Linked DNA regions of Homo sapiens: all the other regions are linked to region 1. The links are chromatin contacts, found by Hi-C in ENCODE. All regions are on one chromosome and are shown on one strand. Each heading gives the region's core, a stretch centred on a gene start or an enhancer-like site at or near the end of the contact. The rest is flanking DNA. Distances are from core to core; before and after follow the strand shown.

The links. Hi-C counts contacts between places; a loop is a spot of excess contacts on that map. Pooled maps may share reads with other maps.
Region 2: a loop to region 1 is called in a pooled map, with 24 times the contacts of the local background. The contact joins the promoter of CNOT6L here to the promoter of COX18 in region 1. A Hi-C loop is called at or near these places in 10 of 50 pooled maps.
Region 3: a pooled map shows a loop between it and region 1 (12-fold over the local background). The contact joins the promoter of SCARB2 here to the promoter of COX18 in region 1. A Hi-C loop is called at or near these places in 7 of 50 pooled maps.

What each region holds. Positions count from the first base shown.
Region 1 is chr4:73,067,939-73,071,552 of GRCh38, reverse strand. It overlaps COX18 (cytochrome c oxidase assembly factor COX18), which reads left to right and starts at 1,837. Exons shown (of 6, transcript NM_001297732.2): 1 at 1,837-2,236; 2 at 3,424-3,524. The coding sequence starts at 1,904. It overlaps LOC112268467 (a long non-coding RNA gene), which reads right to left and starts at 1,607. Exons shown (of 2, transcript XR_002959797.2): 1 at 1,524-1,607. RefSeq lists enhancers at 1,486-2,002, 1,549-2,068, 2,003-2,518.
Region 2 is chr4:77,817,595-77,821,208 of GRCh38, reverse strand. It overlaps CNOT6L (CCR4-NOT transcription complex subunit 6 like), which reads left to right and starts at 1,841. Exons shown (of 12, transcript NM_144571.3): 1 at 1,841-1,905. The coding sequence starts at 1,901. RefSeq lists silencers at 795-944, 1,205-1,364, 1,405-1,504, 1,995-2,064, 2,145-2,544.
Region 3 is chr4:76,211,861-76,215,474 of GRCh38, reverse strand. SCARB2 (scavenger receptor class B member 2) reads left to right here and starts at 1,651. Exons shown (of 12, transcript NM_005506.4): 1 at 1,651-2,048. The coding sequence starts at 1,932. It also overlaps a transcript of FAM47E not described here. RefSeq lists silencers at 1,313-1,932, 1,846-2,250.

The DNA.
Region 1 (3,614 bases), core at 588-3,087:
TTAAGAAATGTGTTTATACACATATATGAAATTAGCAGAAACTAAATATTCATAAATTTTATTTAGATCAATATTCAAACTTAAGGAAATACTTTTTAAAATAAGAATGTAATATATGAACACAATGTATAGCAAAAAATGTGTTCCAACACTGAAATCTCATTTGTGACCCCGATAGAACTCCACAAAATTAAATCTTAGGAATTGAAGAACAGCTTACAGCTTTTTTTTTTTCTTTTCTTGCTTTTTTTTTTTTTTTTTAAAGAGATGGGAATCTTGTTGCTACCCAGGCTGGAGTGCACTGGCTCGATCATTGCTCGCTGCAGCCTTGGACTCCGGGGGGCTCAAGCAATTCTCCCGCCTTAGCCTCCTGGTAGCTGAGACCACAGATGCAAGCCACCACATCTGGATGATTTTTGTATTTGTTGTAGAGATGAGGTCTTGCCATGTTGCCAAGGCTGATCTCTAACTTCTGCCCTTAAGGTATCCTCCCATCTTGGCCTCCCAAAGTGCTGGGATTACAGGCGTGATCCACTGTGTCTAGCAAAAATAACTTTAAAATTCTGTTCAGATTATGAACAGCTGAACAGTAGTCAGTAGCAACTGATGGCTTTTTTGTTAGCTTAATAAATGGATAAAGAAATAGATTGGTAGGTTTTTCTTTTAGAAAAAGTTTATATATAGTGTGTGTTGTGCTGTGTGTTTAAACACATTTAAAAATTCATGTATAGATTTATCAGTCAGTTTGGAAAGCAGATGAATTCCAGAATCCTGAGAAAGTTATCGTAGGGTACCCTTGGTTAGGTGCACAGTGAAGGGCAAACAATAGCTGGCGTTTGACATTACCCAACATTGTTGGAGGCTTCTTTTCCTAAGTAAGTAAATAAATAAATAAATAAAAATCAAGGTTTACTCCTCACAACATATTTTAGTCTGTAGTCTAGGGGTGACCCTTCGGTGAGGAAACTCCTCCACAACATTCCATTTTGTTGTTTCCAGGAACACAAAAGTTAAAACTATATAGTCCATGTAGATTCAACGTATTCCTTTAAACCAGAAGACAGCCAGTGCTGCTGTTCAGGCTCTTTAAAGCTTATATAGGATACAAGTAAACTCAAGGAATTCACCGTACTGCCAGTGATAGTTTCCCTTAAATAAAGAGATGATACTTTTACTATAAGATTTTTGCTGCTATTTATCATGGAAGACAAAACACCGAAGAAATTCAGTTTGCAGTTGGTGGTCCAAATACTAACTGGAACAGATGGGCCAATTAAATCTACAAGAGACTGAACTATCCCTCGTGCTTAACACTCAGAGTCAGCAAGAAACATGCGTCTCTCTACAAGCAGGTACTTTAGCAACGTGTGACTCTTGAGTATGATAATCTATCGTAATCGCTAACGGAAGCAATCAGGTGCACGTAAAGAGGTTGGGGATCAGCTTCTGGTCACAAAAAACCGAGCAAGGATAATTCCACTACAAATGACTATTAGCTTTAGTGAAAAAGAATGGTAAGTTACACGGTGTAGATGAACTTTACAAGGCGAGAGCTCCCTAAAGAACACCCAGCCTGGCGGAGGGCAGCAGGCTCCACCCATGTCTCTGCAGTTTTGGTCCGGCCTCGGACTAACTACACCCTAGCAGCGGGAAACTTTCGCGTGTGCGCAGTAGGCCTGTCCAGTGCCGCGTGGGAAAGGCGGGACTTTCCTATCTCTTGCGTCACATCCACTGCGACGCAAGACGTCACCGGCTTGACTGGGAAGGTCAATCGCGGCTGCAGGCAGGCGCGCATGCGCTTTATGCCCGCTGTTGCTGGCGCGTGCGCGTATCAGCCTTGGCTGGCCGGTGTATGTCCGCTGGATTGTGAGGCCCGGGATCTGGGCTCCGCCGTGGTGCAGAAATGCTGTGCCGGCTCGGCGGTCGGTGGCTGCGGCCGCTCCCTGCCCTGCAGCTTTGGGCTAGGGACCTGCCGCTTGCGCCGGTTCCTACGAGCGGCGCCAAGCGCCCCACTCTCCCAGTGTGGGCAGTGGCACCAGTCTCTGCAGTACATGCGAACGGCTGGTACGAGGCCCTGGCCGCGTCTTCGCCGGTGCGGGTTGCGGAGGAAGTACTGCTCGGCGTGCACGCCGCCACGGGCCTGCCCTGGTGGGGCAGCATTCTGCTCTCCACCGTGGCCTTACGGGGTGCTGTCACGCTGCCTTTGGCAGCCTACCAGCACTACATCCTGGCCAAGGTGAGGGGCGCCGAGCCGTGCGCGTACCCTGCGCTGCAACCCCTGCGGCGGAGGAAGGCCGACATTCACTCAGGGTTTTCGATCGCACGATGTTGCCTTCTGCAGTGCTTAGTGTTTAATCATCGTGACCATTTCATTGTGACCATTTTAGCGTTAAAAAAAATTGAACTAGCATTAGGTGTGTTAAATAAGATACTTTGTGACACGTGTACCTGTCATTTCTTTTGTCTTACTGGATTTGTGCTCCAAGCACAAGTGGTTACTATACTTGCTCTCGGGGAACGGAGACAAAGAAATCAGTCGCAGAAGAAATTGTGTTGGCGAAACCTACAAAATTTATGTCTTAAAAGTTTTAATAGCCAGTATGTCTGCAGTGTCTTTCGTCCCAAAGTATTCCAGCTGGTCTTTCTTATTAGGAAGAAACTACTAGACTAACAGTTTGCGAACTTGTTTCCTCTCCAGACCCGACTAAGACTGTGTCTGGTTGGTCGCAGTTACTTGACCTTTTAATGCTGAATCCTTTTTTCTGAGGAATCAGGCTAGCAGTACCTTCCTTGCCTACTTCACAGCGTTATCAGAGCAAGTCAGATAATACGGGTTAAAGTGCTTGATTATTCAAATGGGATATTTCAAAAATAGTGGCTTTCTTGTTTTCAGGTTGTGAGCATGGGGAAAAAAAACCGGAAACAAAACAGGAACGGAATCAGCAGCAACATTAAGGCAGTGAGCCATTTTACAGGAAGAATGAGCACAGGGCAGGAATAAATGCTATTTTTACTTTTGATTTGTGGCTATCACAGTGTATTAAAGGTTCTTAACAAACTGCTGTTTTCTCCGCTTACGTTACTAGGAAATGTAGAGATGGAACAGTAAAGCCCAGGGTGCAGTTCTTATCTAATATTTGTAACCCTGTGAAGTAGGTGCTGTTATATATTTTATATGTGAGGGAACATGATTTTAGAGGTTAAGTTACTTGCACAGGATCACATGGATAAGTATGCATTGTGAATTTGGTTGTGACTGAGGACATTTTAAGCAAATTAACATCTTGTGCTTAGAATTAAGATTTCTTGATATGATCAGTAAACTACATTTTTAAATGACTCGAGGGAATAATGTGAAAGATTATGAGTCATTATGAATAAAGATCCTTTATGTGCTCATAACAAAACCTATTTTTTAGCTAGGTGGAAAATTTGCAGCCAGAAATAAAAACTATTGCCAGGCATCTTAACCAAGAAGTTGCAGTTCGTGCAAATCAGTTGGGGTGGTCCAAAAGAGATGCCAGGTAAGCTAATTATATCCACGTAAGACCATACGCACACATACACACACACACACACACACACACACACACACACATACATAAATTGTGATG
Region 2 (3,614 bases), core at 592-3,091, 4.7 Mb before region 1:
AAGAGATGAAGGCATTTTACATTCAGTAATAAGGCCTAAGATGAATTGCAACCAACGCAACGTGCTTAGTGTGCTAAACACTCCTGTGGGGGAAAAAATACTGAACATTGCTAATATACCCTTGACCAACACTGGTAAATACACGAGCCCGGGCATGCATTGAGAAAGAGATTAAAATTGTGCAAAACTGCAACAGCAGTACTCTGCCTCCACAGCCGGTGTAATTTGCTTTTTGGACTGCTGGCCCAAAAAAGCTGAAGCTGGCCCACAAAAACAAAAACAAACCCCAGAAACTTAAAGTATCACAGCCAGGTTCACCAAGTAAACACTACTATTTCTAGTTTGCATTTGGATGTTTTCATTCTGTAGATGGCATGGATAAGCTACAAACAACAAACTAAAGTCTACAACGAGAAGGGAGAATTAGAAAATAGGACCGGGTTATCGCTGAGCGTCACAGGTTCTTTTATTTACCTTTGACGATACAACTTACAGATGCTATATGTTTTTAAAAAAAATCCACCGAATATGTCAGGAAACATTTCCTTCGGTCACTTCACCTCCCCTGGCGTCTCAGCCACCTAGACCTACGCTCTGCTTCGCTGTCAGGTCGCCTCGGGCGAGGAGGGTGCAGTAAACAGCGCCCACACAAGAACCCGGGGTGAGGCGGTTTCCCGTCTCTTCGCCAAGGCTCTGTGGATGTGGGTTTCTGAAACTCTACCACTCTTCTCAGCCCCGCTCCTCGCTCAGGCCAGGAAAAAAGAGTGAGAAAACAGCCAGAGCAAAACAGAAAACCATTAAGAAGCCCGGGCCTCCGCGCGCTCACCGCGACAAAACGCGGCGCACGGGGGGCGGGGCCAAGGCGCTGCGTAGGAGCTCCGCCCCGTCACCGCCCCGCCTCCTTCCCCTCACCCCAACCCTCCGCGCCGGGGAGTGACTGACTCCCGCCAGCCCCTCCACGTCAATCAACCCTCCTCGTTCTCGCACTCTCTGCACCTTGTTATTAATCTCAATACCGATATCGCCCGGACGCCTCTCCCCCGGCCCTCGGGGGTGTGAACGTGTGTGAGCGGGAGCGAAGGCACCGAAAGCTGGCGTCTCTGTTCAACCTCGGCCCCAGCAGCACCCGGCGCAGCGGCAACCCCCGCAGCGGCGGCAGCCCCAGCACCAGGAGGCCAAGGCCAAGGCCAGGCTCTGCGTGGCTCTCGGAGCAGTAGCCGCGGCTCCGGCCCTGCGGGGGCGCAGCTTCCTTCGGCTGGGGCCTTCGCGCCGGCGGCCGCGGCCGCGGGGCCTCTCTTGCGCGCCTGGGGTCACTGTCCTCGAAGCCCGGCGGCGCGGCCCTCGTCCCCCTTCCCGACCCCCGGTCTGTCTCCTCGCTCCCTTCAGCCGCCTTCCGCGCCGCCGCCTCTGCCGTTCGTCAGGCGGCCCGGCCCGGCCCGCCCGCCCCGCATCCCCTCCGGCCGGTGCCTCTCCCCTCCGGCGGGCTGCCTGCATGTCTTTGCTGCCCTCAGCCCCGCCGCCACCGCCGCCGCCGCCTCCCCCGCCGCCGCAGCACCAGCACCAGCCGCCCCGTCGCCGCCGCCGCCGCCGCCGCCCGGACCCCGGCGCGCTGAATGCAGGTGAGGAGGGGGCGCGGGCCCCCCGAGACCCCGGGCCCGGGTTCCCTGCGCGCCCGCCCGCGAGCCCCGGTTACGGGCCCTGTGTGCCGCCGCGGCTTCCCCTCGGGGCGGGCGGGAGCGAGGCCCGCCGTGGGTGTTTGTGTTTGCGTCTGCGTCTGCGGCCGCGGCTCTGGAGGGGAAGCATCTGTGGGGGCCTGGTGCGCGCGCGCGCGCGTGTTTGTGTGTGTGTTTCCCCTGCCGCGGGGAAATGGCTGCTGTTGCTTCTGGGCCAGAGGAAGAGAATGAGGTAGAGTGTTCTTTTGCCTCCGAGTAGGACCGAGAGTGTTGGGAAGAGGAGCGCGTCCCCGGGGAAATGAGGTGGGAGAGGGACAAATGTGCGTGTGGGTGTGCGAGTTGGGACTTTGGCGGGCGGGGAGGCGGCCCGAGGACCCACGGCGAGTGGGTGTGTGTCGGGTGACTGGAGGGGGCGGCGGGGCTGACCCGCGTCTCTTCAGAGGCGGGCGAAGGTTCCGGGGTGTGTGTGTGTGTGTGTGTGTGTGTCGGGGGTGGCCCGGGGCCGGGACCCCAGAGTGGCGTGTCCCTCCCGCTTTGTGGCTGCGGCTCCCGAGCCTCGCAGGTGAGAGCTGCTCCTAGGGGGCCGGCCGGGGAGGGCTGAGTGAGTGCGGCACACGCGCGGCAGCGGGGCTGGGAGAGCTGCTGGTCGGTGCCGCGCCGCTGATCCCGGGGCCGCCGTTCCCCGGCCGCGGCAGGAAGCGCGCCGGCCTGCAGCGCGGCCTAACTGCCTGGGCGCCCGCCCACCTCCCCGGACGCCTCCCGGGACGGCGAGCCCGCGCGAGCCCACGGCGCTGCCTCGGGCCTGGGCAGGTGAGGGTCGGAGGCGGGACTCGCCGATTGCCGTCGCCGTGGCCGCCTCCGCGTCTCCTGAGAGGCGAAGGCTTATTTTGGCGTTCCAACTGCAAGCCTTCGCCCGGCCGGCTGTGGGACCCGAGGGAGGAAAGTGAATCAGAACAGTCAGTCTTGGGAATACGCGGTGTCGTGTTCCCTTCTTTTCATCCTTCCCCTAAGGCTGTGTGGAGGGACTGAGTAAATATTTTGGATTTTTGTTGCAAATACTTTGCCGTTGGTAAGATTTTTTTTTTTTTAATTAGACAAACATTTTCTTGGAAGGGCTGAGGAAGAAAGGGAAACTGGCTTTCCTGGCCTGTGGGATTGGATGGATTTTGTGCATTTGAAATTGTTTTATCCTGCCTCCTAGGGGGAGAGGCGTGTACGCGCCGCCGAGCTGAGGAGCTGGGTGAGGAAGAGGAAGTTACTGGAGCTGTCATCCTGCTTAACTCGGTCGGCTATTGAGCTTAGACTGTTTAGGTGGATTGTGTTCAGGGAGTTTAGCTGAGCCGTTTGTACACATTGGAAGCACAGTGTTACATTTTACCGTATTGCCTCTAGTTATCTTGTCAATCAAGATAGGCTCAACAAACATGTTTTCCTCAGTCTCCAAAAACTAGATCAAGCAACCTCTGTTGTCTACTCAGTATGTGCTGCTGGAAAGCTATTTTGAGAATAGCCTAAGCAAAACCCAGTTGTAAAGATAAACCTGCTGCCAATAGGTCTACAGTACATTTCAGAACCAAATACAAATGGCATTTGGATAATTATTTGCTAATGTGCTTTTCTACTCCAACCTCATTACATTTGTATGTAGTTAGATCATTTAGCTAGAACCGTGCTGTGGATAAAAGCATAATACAGTTTCGATCCTTGTAGGCCGTACTCTGTGTCATGGCCAGAGATTGCTCTTTGCACCTGGTCTCACAAAGAAATAGTGTATGCTGTTCACGGGGAAGTGGAGGGAAGAGAAGGAGGGGCGAAGAGCTGTTCTCTATTACCACTACTGGAAAAACAATTTAACATACGTAGTTAGTGGGAAAAGGACTTGTTTTACAGACTTCAGTTAGCCTCCCAGCTGTGTGATTTTTCCTTAGCTGTTTGACCTTA
Region 3 (3,614 bases), core at 402-2,901, 3.1 Mb before region 1:
ACCAAGTCCTCAACAAAGCCTCCTAACTGATTTGCTGTCCTCAGATTCTCATTAGTGACAGATCGGGATGCAGCAATGCGCAGAGTAGAAAAAGTGAGGGTTTTGGAAGCCAACAGCCAGCCCTACATCCTGGTTCAAGCAGGATCCACCACTCAGCAACCAGTTGAGCTTGTTAGGTTACTTAACTCAGAGCCCCAGTGTTCTTGAGTGTAAAATGAGGATAATACACTATAGTTGCCAAGAAAATGTACTTCTTGGATCTTGCAGTGTAGATAGCATAACTGACCAATGGCTCCGCCTCAACTGCTGAGCTCTGCTGAAATCCATACCCTGATATTTATCCCTAGGTTGCTGCAAAGGCCAGCTTCCTAAGGCTGCTCCCAGCTCATGACTGAGCACAGCAGGGATACTAAGGCGGGCCTCTTTCTGGGAGATGCCAGACTTCTGGGACAAGCCCATTTGGCTAAAGGATTCCCCACCCCAATGGCCTTGCTGAACTTTTTATACATGGACTGTATATATATCAAATGCTTCCTTCCACCCAACCTTCCTTCCTTGCTTGCCTCTTTCCTTCACAAGGATCACACCTGCATCCCAGGTCCAGCTCCCTGTTTTCCCTCAAAACTCTCTTGCATAGTACCCCCATCTGGGACTGTTTCTGGAGGACTGGGACAAACACAACCTCCTATTCATAGGACTGCCAAGGGTATTAAATGAGTAGAACTGTGCAAAGAAACTAGTAAAGGGCTGGCGTAGAAGAAACACTCATTTAACGAACACTTCTTGAGTCCTGGCTGTGTGCAGGTCTTGGTCCTGGGTGTCTGGGACACCACAGTGAGCAAAGCAGGCAAGAACACCAGCGATGCCTGCTTTAAGCTCCTTCCCAACTTCCACATCTTTAACAGGATACCAAGAGCCCTTCAAAGTCTGACCTCTTGGGGCCTCAACACCTCCGACTCCACCCCCTGAACACCTGAGCCTACAGTCAAAAGGAACTTCCTTCTTGCTTCCTACAGGTTTTGCTCTTTCACCCCCAATGCCTTTGCTCACCGTTTCCTTCTCCGTGAAATGCCTCCTCCTCCCTTTTTTGCACATCTTCCATTCTTGCACATGCCCCTTACGTGACAAACTTATGCATCCCCCAGGCCCCAGTTCAATGTGGGGCCCTAGGTCATCCAGGCAGAACATGCTTGCTGGCATGATCTCAGCAGGCACCTGGTAGAAGCACTTGCTACATTGTGTTGTAATTGCGGTAACGGTGTCCCCGCTAACTTGCGAGCGCCTCTAGAGCAGGGGAATGTCCCAGCCACCTTGAATCCCCAGCGCGTGGCCCATGGGAGGCCCTCAGACCTATCTGCGGAATGAGTAAATGAGTGTGTGAACCAGGTTCGGCAATTTCGGTGGGGCGAGCGCTGGGCCTGCGGTGCAGGGCGCTGGGAGCGGCCAGGCCGGGCCTGGCTCAGGCGCCGCAGCCACTCAGGGCCACCGGGGACCGGCCGGGGAGGGCGCGGGCCGAATCACTGCCGCCGCCGCAGGGCACATGACTGCGGCCTCCGCCCCCGCCCGCCTCCCCGCGCAGTCGCCGGCGGTTGCCTCGCGGGGTTGCGGCGAGCCCGGCCCGCGAACGTCACGTCCCTGCGCGCTCCCTGCACTCTCCCGAGCTGCGCTAGGCGGGCGCCACGGCTGCCCGGCGAAGGAAACCGAAACCGAGTCCGGGCCCGTCCCTCCGCGGCCCCATCCGCCCGGTGCACCCGGGGCCGCGCTCGCCAGGCCGCGGAGCCCAGAGCTGCGCGCACGAACCGTGCGCCGGGAGGGCGTGGGCGTGGCGCCGAAGGGTCCCGGGTCTTCGACGCCTCTGCGGCGGCTCCTCCCTCCTTGCAGTTGGATCCCTGGCGGGTGCGGCCCGGCCCGGCCCGTGAGCGGCGCACAGAATGGGCCGATGCTGCTTCTACACGGCGGGGACGTTGTCCCTGCTCCTGCTGGTGACCAGCGTCACGCTGCTGGTGGCCCGGGTCTTCCAGAAGGCTGTAGACCAGAGTATCGAGAAGGTGAGGCGGGGCGGGCTGTGTGTGTGTTGTGGAGTCGTCCAGCTCACCCTCCCATCCCTGCTGCTACATCTTGTATGGGAAAGACCAGCACTCAGGCAGACCCTCCGCGCTAGAGCTCTTCTTGCGTCCCTGTCTTCCAGGGCTTGGTAGGCGAGGGTTAAAGAAGGATGAGGAAGGATGGAGCCGACTCTGTTCCCTTTACAGTGATAAGTAAGGCTATGGATCCTGACTTTTAAAAAGGCCTTCGGTTGTGTTCTGTCGTTTGCATCTCTCCCCACTCCTTCCGTCTACACCCCAATCTCAGGTGGGCCCAAACTTGTTTCCTTCCCACTTCATGAAGAAACAGAACTGAATGAAAGACACCGCAGAAGAGGCAGGTTATGTTGTCTGCTTGCTGTAGCCTTTGAAGTGGTGTGCGCCTGGGGATGAGACGTGGGTGTGCGGTCTATTGTGTTCTTGCCCTCTTGGGCTGGGCAGGGGCAGTTGGTAGCTGGGCCAGTCCTTTAGGCTGGGTGACAATTCATCCATCAGTCTTTGCTGAACGCTGACTTAGTGGCTTTGTATCTTGTACCAACAGTCTGTGTTGCTTTGTCTCACCATGAATTCTTGTTTTTCTCAAACGGCCATAATTTTCAGGCACAGATGCATTTAGATACCCTACAAGAATCTGAACTTGTCTCTTCCTCTAGATGATTGGGCTGGAGAGCCAGTCCTTTAAGAAGACTTCATCTTTTGATTTCACTGGTCATTTCATCTGCCCTTTCCCCCACATCCACCAAGCTGTGTCAAAAGAGGAACAAAAGAGAATTACTGGGATCATTTTTTCCTTAAAAAAGAAAAATAATCACTGGAGCAGCAGCCTTTCTTGTTAGCATCCATAACTGCACGCTTCATTTCTCCCACTGGTCTGCACTTGCTGCGGCCAGATAAAAAAGCCCAGGCCTAGTCTACTTTGAATCACTGCACTCTCCAGTCAGTAAAGCTATTTTATTCCAGGTGGCAATGGATATCTTCCTTTAACTGAGTTTCCAAAAGTAATTAAGTGAGTACCTGAAATCTGGCAGTTAAAGGCAGTTTTTCAAAAAGCACCATGGCAAAGCATAATGTAATTTTTAAAGTTCACATTGCCAAGGGAAGACAAGGCCCACTGTCTGAGCGTCTCGAGGGTCAGTTTCCTTTGAGCAATCATGTTCAAGGAAAAAAGAAACTGAATCCTTTCTCCACTCCTGTCCATGTCCAAATCCATGGTGAGCTGTGTTTGAGGATGTAAACTCTTGCTTTGGGTGACTAGAGTAAAGCAATCCAATTATAGTAAATATGTGAGTTTTCTTATATGGCCTTGAAAGGCTGTTTCAAGGAGCCCTATAGGATGAGTGATCTTCCCCGTGGTTCCCATATAGCCAGCCCTTAGATTCTCTGTGTGTCTCCATTTCTCTGGGTGAGGGGGTGGCTGTAAGGCAACTTGGCTGGGGCCTGAGTTTGTGTTGATATTTCCAAGTGTTTTTCTCCATGAGGAATGGACTCTGTTCTGATAAGTAATAGTACAGGGAAGTGGACTTTCAGAGC